2 separate regions of the Homo sapiens genome follow, and region 1 is linked to region 2. Evidence: chromatin loops called from intact Hi-C (ENCODE). Cell type or tissue: endothelial cell of umbilical vein. All regions are shown on one strand.

Evidence for each region. A loop is a pair of places that touch in the nucleus more often than their neighbours do. Peaks named below come from ENCODE experiments on the same cell type or tissue, not always from the same donor. Only the 100,000 strongest peaks of a DNase experiment are listed, where the experiment ranks them.
Region 1: a loop joins it to region 2, with 6 times the contacts of the local background. A loop is called at or near these places in 3 of 110 quality-filtered maps.

The regions. Positions count from the first base shown.
Region 1 is chr6:6,756,964-6,760,963 of GRCh38, reverse strand. The region is part of intron 2 of LOC101928004 (a long non-coding RNA gene); the gene reads left to right. LOC105374901 (a long non-coding RNA gene) reads left to right here and starts at 1,662. Exons shown (of 2, transcript NR_187807.1): 1 at 1,662-2,009. LOC124901254 (a long non-coding RNA gene) reads right to left here and starts at 1,608. Exons shown (of 2, transcript XR_007059436.1): 1 at 1,469-1,608; 2 at 970-1,163. In endothelial cell of umbilical vein, a CTCF peak has its summit at 1,627 (motif pointing left); a DNase peak (open chromatin) is centred at 1,543.
Region 2 is chr6:6,694,563-6,698,562 of GRCh38, reverse strand. It overlaps LOC101928004 (a long non-coding RNA gene), which reads left to right. Exons shown (of 5, transcript NR_187687.1): 5 at 1,401-3,771. Among named protein-coding and RNA genes, the nearest start is that of LY86-AS1, 74 kb to the right of the region's middle. RefSeq lists an enhancer at 3,391-4,000. In endothelial cell of umbilical vein, a CTCF peak has its summit at 1,500 (motif pointing left); a DNase peak (open chromatin) is centred at 1,502; H3K27ac peaks cover 456 bases.

The DNA.
Region 1 (4,000 bases), 62 kb before region 2:
TCTACAGACTTCCACAGAGGTCACAATCAGACACTGAAGAGACAAAATTAGAACTCAGTGTTCTGGGCTTTAGAAGGATCAGCTTCTAAAACCAACACTTTTTCTCTCTGAAATCTATATTGAGATTTTTAGAGTTAGCAACAGGTGAGAACATTTTTATTGATGTTTGGCTTCACAGTTTTAATTACCTGTTTTGGATTAGAGCTTGTGGGAGTCTGCAGTCTGAGTTGGTGGGGACCTGATGGAATATATTACAGCTGCTATTTTCATAAAAGTTTATGCTTAACTTTTTTTGCCTTAAGTTTTGGGTTCGTGGATTTAGGGTCAACACAGGATTACAACGGTCTAGGTTTTCCAGAATTGCCACAAAATTCAGTAAAACTTTCACTGAGCCACCCTTCTTGGTGAAGAAGTAAAACCTTAGCAAAAGAAATGCTGGGAAGAGTGTGACTTTGATAAATGCAAATATGACTTTCTTCCATGTACGTGTGTAGCACTGAAACAAATTTGGTCTATTCCTTTAAACATATACAGTACAAATGTTTTTCCTTTCAAACAAATAGAAATCATTACCCTTTACTGATTTTAGATAATTCACAAAATGAGTTCTGTTTACCAATCAAGTAACTCATGCTGGTGTTTATATCTGAGGGAAAATTAGTGAACTCACATGTCTGGCTAGCCTGGCCTCTGATTTGCATATATGTAAATCAGTCCCTTTCATTTTTTTCATGATCAGCCTGCTAGTCCAAGGGTTAGATCATCCTGAACAGTAAGCTGGCACTTTATTTGCTTGTAAGAGAGAACTTATACATCTGCTATACAATCTGCTATACGTTTTTGGAGGCGATGATGAGCAGTGAGGAGGAGGGCAAGGACTGGCTTATGGTGGATTACACAGACTTACTGTATATATGGCCCAGATGCTACGTGGAAGACTTACACAAAAATTCCTTGTTTTTGTGAAGGTTAGACTTAACTAGGCATCTGTATTTTTTGTTTGCTAAATCAAGTTAGCTAAGCAGGTTAGTGCTGGCCACTCTTTACTGGCCAGGCGTCCTGGGGGGGTCTTCCCAGCAAGCTCTACAGAAGCAGCGCGGCTCTTCTCTCGTGGGTGTGGATCTTGAGATGGGCGCGCTGCTCTGATGCGGTGCTGCGTCTCCCTTCAGGAAGAAGATGGGAATCGTACCAGTTCACAGAGATCTTCCTGGTCCTCAGTTAATACAGAATATTAATGAAACTTATCACTTTAAATGAACCCAGGTAGCCGCCCTTGTCATCTTAACTACCAACGAATGTCTTCAGGCCGTTAAGACAGGGCAAAGGGGTGAGAGGATCGGGTGGGGCGAGAGGAAAGCCTGGCCCGTGCGGGGGTCAGACCTTCATTCTGCCGTCAGCTGTGCTGGAGACTCTCAGCAAGGGAGAGACGTGGCGTCTCTGAGTGGTTTTTGCCCTAAAGGATGCTTACGGTCATAGGAAGCTTTTCCATGTGTTTCCTTCATGGGTGTCTACGGCTTTTGTTTTCAGCTGCGCTTTGCACAGGGGCTGGAAGGCTAACTCCCCAAAAGGGAACTTCCTCTCCTTCTAGAAACTGACCCCTGGTGGTTGCTATAGCAACTGCAAAGCGAGAATAATGAGCTGTGTAAACAAGCCCCATTCCCAGTACTGGGGCGTTGCTAGCCCTCCTTAGAGAGGGCGAGGGAGAGGAGGATGCTGTGCCTGGAAAGCGGCTCTTGAGGAGAGCTGGAATCTCGGCAAAGCGTCCACTCCCTCCCCTCCCCTTTCCTCTCACCTCTAGTGTTCCCACCAGCCCCGGGGAGGAGACAAAGGACGTGGGAGGGCAGCAGCATGCAGGGGGCCTGCCTTTGACGCCCAGGAGTTGAACACCAGACAGAAAATGAAATCTAAACATTTACCCAGAGCCCTGGGCTAGAAATGGGCCAACCTGACCCTGGAAAACAAACAACCCGCGTCACCGCCACACCTGCTGCAGGCCCCAGATGCCACAGGTACTAGAGGAATGGGCTGCAAGGCCCTCAGCTACTCCCTGCTTTAGCAATTCAGGCAGAACTGCCTGAAGATTTCTGAGACCTCTGCTGCTTGCATCCATATTCGTTTTCTTTTTCTTTTTTTTTGGAAAGAAGGAAGATTGGAGAAAAGAACATAGTACCTAAGCGTTCTGTGATTATGAAGCTAAACACACACAGACACACACTGTTTTCCTCTCTGGGAACTTGGCTGCTGCTTGCAGGAAACTTTCTGCCCATAATAGCGAAGGTTCTAGTATTATTTTCAGTTTTCTTTGGTTAACTCTCTCCCACCCTCACTCAGGTCTCTTTATTTTTTAGAAACAGGGTCTCACTCTGTCACACAGGCTGGAGTGCAGTGGTGCAATCACAGCTCACTGCAGCCTCAACCTCCCTGAGCTCAGGTGATTCTCCCACCTCAGCCTCCCTATTAGCTGCGACTACAGGCGCATACCACACCACACCTGGCTAATTTTTGTATTTTTTGTACAGATGAGGTTTTGCTCTGTTGCCCAGGCTGGTCTCAAACTCCTGCACAAGCAATCTGCCTGCCCTGGCCTTCCAAAAGTCCTAAGATTTCAGGTGTGACTCACCGCGCCCAGCCTCAGGTTGCCTTAAAGAAAAGTTTCTGTATATTAAATATAAACTATATGATGCACAACTTCCCTGTAAGCCTCCTAAAAAGATGATCCAAGTAAATTGGTGGGATGGATGGAAATCCCATATTGTTTCAGTCTTCAACAGTGCTGGTACAGGTTCTCATTTCTTTCCATGAATATCAGTGTTAGTCAGTGTGATAGGAAATCTAGTATAATGAACTACTCTTATAAAATCATTTTTATTTCACTTGTAACTTTTTAGAATGTTCATACATCTATTATTTCAATAGGTTCTTACAAAAATCCCCCAAATCTTGTAGGGCAAATTATATCTTTAATTCTTCAGATGAGGACACTGACATTAGGGAGATTAGATGATTCTATTATAGGGAAATTCGATGGTTCTTTTACAGAGAAATTAGATGATTCTACTACAGGGTCAAAAATTTAGGGTATAAAAGGATTTATCAAGGCATGAGTTACTATTATTTCCAAGATATCAAGTCCCCTGTATTTATATGAATCTAGATAGCAAAGAACATTTTTTTCTTTTCTTTCTTTTTTTTTTTTTTGAGACAGAGTCTCACTCTGTCACCCAGGCAGGAGTGCAGTGGCACGATCTTGGCTCACTGCAACCTCCGCCTCCCAGGTTCAAGTGATTCTCCTGTCTCAGCCTCCCGAGTAGGTGGGATTACAGGAGCCCACCTCCTCACCTGGCTAATTTTTTGTATTTTTAGTAGAGACAGGGTTTCATCATGTTACCCAGGCTGGTCTCGAACTTCTGACCTCAGGTCATCCTCCTGCCTTGGCATCCCAAAGTGCTGGGAATACAGGCGTGAGCCACTGCGCCTGGCCAGCAAATAACATTTCTATAAGCTATATTTTACACATAAACTATAAAGCCTATGTTTACAGAGCATTTTCCTTCAATACATTCAAATATATTCTACCTCGTATTACTCTTTCATTATCTTTTCATATAGGTGACCAGATCATAGTGTTGCCTGGTTTCCACTTTGTTATCTGACATTAAAATATTGTCCTCATTTTCCTTTCAAGCCACATTAACAGCTATTGCAAAGGCTGGTCTGCTGCAAATGTATTCCTCTTAGAAAGAAAAAGTGACAGCCAGGCGTGGTGGCTCATACCTGTAATCCCAGCACTTCAAGAGGCCAAGGCCGGGGGATCACTTGAGGTCAGGAGTTCGAGATCAGCCTGGCCAACATGGTGAAACCCCGTCTCTACTAAAAATACAAAAAATTAGCCAGGTGTGGTGGCGCGCCTGTAGTCCAGCTACTTAGGAGGCTGAGGCAGGAGAATCCCTCCAGCCTGGGAGGCAGAGGTTGCAGTGAGCAGAGACCATGCCATTGTACT
Region 2 (4,000 bases):
AAGTCATAAATCTCTTGTCAGCCTTATTGGCTCACCTCCGAGATGGTTCCAACACTCTTTAAGGCCCACTTTTCCAATCCACAGATTCCCCAGCAGAAGTCCAAGCTGCTGAGCCTCACATCATCTTTTGCACTAGTAATCTTTACCACTACTTCACTGTAGCATTTGAAAATTTTCATATGAAGCCATAGTTCTGTGTCTTTTTTTTTTTTTTTTTTTTTTTGGAGACGGAGTCTTAACCTGTTGCCCAGGCTGGAGTGCAGTGGCACAGTCTTAGCTCACTGCAAGCTCCGCCTCACGGGTTCAAGTGATTCTTGCCTCAGCCTCCCAAGTAGCTGGGATTACAGGCGCGCCACCATGCCCAGCTAAATTTGTTGGCATTTTTAGTAGAGATGGGGTTTCACCATGTTGGCCAGGCTGGTCTCAAACTCCTTACCTCAGGTGATCTGCCTGCCTCAGCCTCCCAAAGTGCTGGGATTAAAGGTGTGAGCCACCGCACCTGGCCTGAAGCCATAGTTCTTAACCTCAGTTGTGCAATAGAATTATCTGGGGAATTTAAAAATTAGAAAAAACCCATGCCCTGAAGATTGTGATCTAACTGGTCTTGCGTAGCGCCTGGGCATTGGTATTTTTTAAATGTTTCCCAACTGATACTAATGTGGCCATTCTGCAAGCCACAGTTGAAAGGCTTATTCAAGCATCCTGTTGCTGAATGCATGTCGTCCTTACCACATGACTCTGGAGGTTTTCTTGTATTCTGATGTGGCTGCCCTGTTGAGGCCTGCCCCTTAGAGTGGAGATTATCCCCTGCAGTAGGCTGCCTGGAATATGATCCCCAGTGATCCCTGCTTCCTGGTATTCAGGCCCTGGTGTGATCCCTTTCCCTTGAAGCCTGGGCTGGATTAGTGACTTGCTTCTAACCAACAGCATATGGCAAAAATAAATGTTTATTGTTTTAAACCTCTGTTTTAGGGTCATTTATTACACAGCAAAGATAACGAATATACTTTCTGAAAGAAGGGGAGGCTCTTTAGACAGGAACATGTTCCTGTGGGAGCCACACCTTATGTTGATTTTGAAGAATGGAGGGTCTAATAATGTGTCCCCAGGGGAAGTGATAGGGGGGCCCAGACTGCTTGGGGCTGGAAAGGCAGGTGACAAATAAGCAGACTCTTGGCTGGCTAGACTGGTGCTTCTGCTATGCGCACATACGTAGGAGAGCCTGGGCAGTCCTGCTAAACTGTGGATTCTGGTTCAGCAGATCTGGGTTAGTGTCCAGGAATTCTACAAACTCCCAGGGGGTGCTGATGCTGCTGGTCTGGGGACCATATTTTAGGGGACAAGGAACTGTTCTAATTGAATTCATGTTCCTCTCTGCTTGCTTCCTTTTTTAAATACAGCAGTCTTCTTTCCACCAATGACCCCTCGCGCTGCTTCCAGAAGCCAAGAAAGTGGGCTTTGTCCTTGGGGATTTAGGAGGCGGAGCGGCGCCCCCTTGAGGCCACATGGTGGAGGCAGCGATGAGACCTGGAGTCTAAAATTCAGACTGAATCACAGGAAGAAGCTATTTACACAAGTCAAACATGGTCCAATCTTGGCAATTTCATAAGGTTCCAATCCTTAAGGGATCAAAACCTGGCCAACTGCTTCCACCGAGAGGTGTGCCTTTCAATGCCAGGCTTGGAGTGTCCCTCTTTATTTAAAAAGGAGAGGATTCCACAGCAGAGCTTCTCAAACTCTTCCACCCAAATCCCCTCACCACAGAGGGACAGGAGTCCTGGGCATGTAGCCTAAAGCAGCCAGGAGAAAAAAACCTTGACCTTAATTTTTTTAATGATTTCACATGAATCAGTGGAATGTGTTTATGATAAAATCATCTCCTCCTGAAATACATGTGTAAAACTGCTGCCCCAGTTAAACGCACTTAGTCTAACCAAGCCCTAGGATTGGCCTCTCCAGCATGAGAAGCATTTCCAGCACTCCAGCTCCCCAGCTCCCACTCTGGGATCCCACCTCAGACCCTCCCACTTCCTTGCACTCTGGCCTCTCGCTCTTGACCCTGCTCCCGCCACGCTCTTTCCTCAGAGTCCATCAGTCCTGTCTTGTCTTCACCTTGGTCTCTGCCAAGTGTGGGTCCAAGTCATATATTTGGGCTGTGATCACAGGAACCCCAAGCCCCAGACCTCCCAAAGCACCCTATGGAGAGACCTTACCCTCCTGGACAGACCCTCTCCCCCCAGCTAGACCTCATCCTCTGGGTAGACCCATCTCCCCAACCAGAACTCACCCTCCTGAGTAAACCCCATCCCCCTAGCTAGACTTCATCCTCCTGGACAGATCCCATCCCCCCAGCTAGACCTCACCCTCTTGGGTAGATGCATCTCCCCAACCAGAACTCTCCTGGGTAGACCCCTTCTACCCAGCTAGACCTGATCCTCTGGACAGACCCCATCATCCCAGCTAGACTTCTCCCTCCTGGACTGTCCCCATCCCCCCTCCAGCCAGACCTCACCCCTCTGGGTAGACCCCATCCCCCCAACTAGACCTCACCCTCCTGGATGGACTCTACCCTCCTGGAGATACCTTCCCCTCCTGGGTACATCCCACGTGGCTACACACTCCTTCCCCTGTCAGCTTTCTCCCCCAGGGTTCTGGGCAGCAGAGTCTGTGATAAAGGATACTAAGTGATTCCCCAATACTTCCCGTTTCCAGCCTCCAGTGGGCTCTCCCTGGGGCTAACGGTTCTTTTTGCTATTTCTCCAGGCTTTGCCTGATGACAAGTATACTCTGAGAGTGTCCTAATGATACAGATTTTGGACCCTATCCCAGTTCTACTGAATCCAAGTCTCTGGGGGAGGAGTTGGGGCTCTGCATCTGGACACCTTCCTGCAGGGTCCCTCCTGGGAGGCAAGCCCGGGGAGCACCGCTGAGGCTCGCCTCAGTGCCCATCCTAGACCTTCAGCAGCTAGCAGAGGATGTCCCCACCATCCCTCAGCCCACACTCCCACTGTCGCCCCAGCCAGGCTTGGCACTGCCTCCTTTCTCAGAAGATTAAGACCATCTGCTGTTTCCCAAGTTTCCCACCCTCCACCCTAAAAATTTCTCCGTTTCCCAGTCTTTCCTCGTCTCTCAGAAAATAAACATCTTCCCAGGCTGCCTCCCCAGTGGGTCTGCACTCCTTGCTGTCTTCCCAGCACCTGCCCTTCCAGCCCGCCCTCTGTGTGTCCAGTGTTTCCCTCACCAAAGGACTCGCTTTGTTTTTCAAATTGGAGGTTTTGTCTTCTCCCTAAAAACCAAAACATCTCCCTGAGAAGTAACTCCCTCAAGCTACTGATACGGAAGGGGGGCGGGGAAGTGCTGGGAAGGGAAGGGTGTGGTCCCTGGCTAGGGCTCCACCCCCGGGCCTGTGCCCACAGACCTAGGTGAGGACAGGCATTTCTGTTTTCGTGCTTAAATGTTGGATTTCCCAAGACTACCCTGGCCTACCACACCCTCATTCTGTGCCTGTAAAAAAACCTGAGAGCTTAGCAGGCACGCACACAAGCCTCTGGACGTCAAGAGGAACACACCGGTGTAAGAGCAGACTGATAGTGGCCCACGGCAGGCTGGCAGGCCATCGACAGGCAGAACCACTCAGTGCAGCTGGAGGACAGCCTGGCCACGGAGCGGTCCGACTTCAGAGGGGAAAACCACCTCCCCACTCCGTCTCCCTTCTGGCTCCCCCATCTGAGAGCTACTTCCACTCAATAAAACCTTGCACTCATTCTCCAAGCCCATGTGTGATCTGATTCTTTTGGTGCACGGAGGCAAGAAACCTCAGGATACAGAAAGCCTCTGTCCTTGGAATAAGGCAGGAGGTCTAACAGCTGACTAGGGATGGCTCAACTGAAACAGCATCCTGTAACACAGGCCCATTGGGACCTCAGGAGCTGTAAACATTCACCCTTAGACATTGCTGTGGGGTTGGAGCCCCACCACCTGCCCATCTGCATGCTCCCCC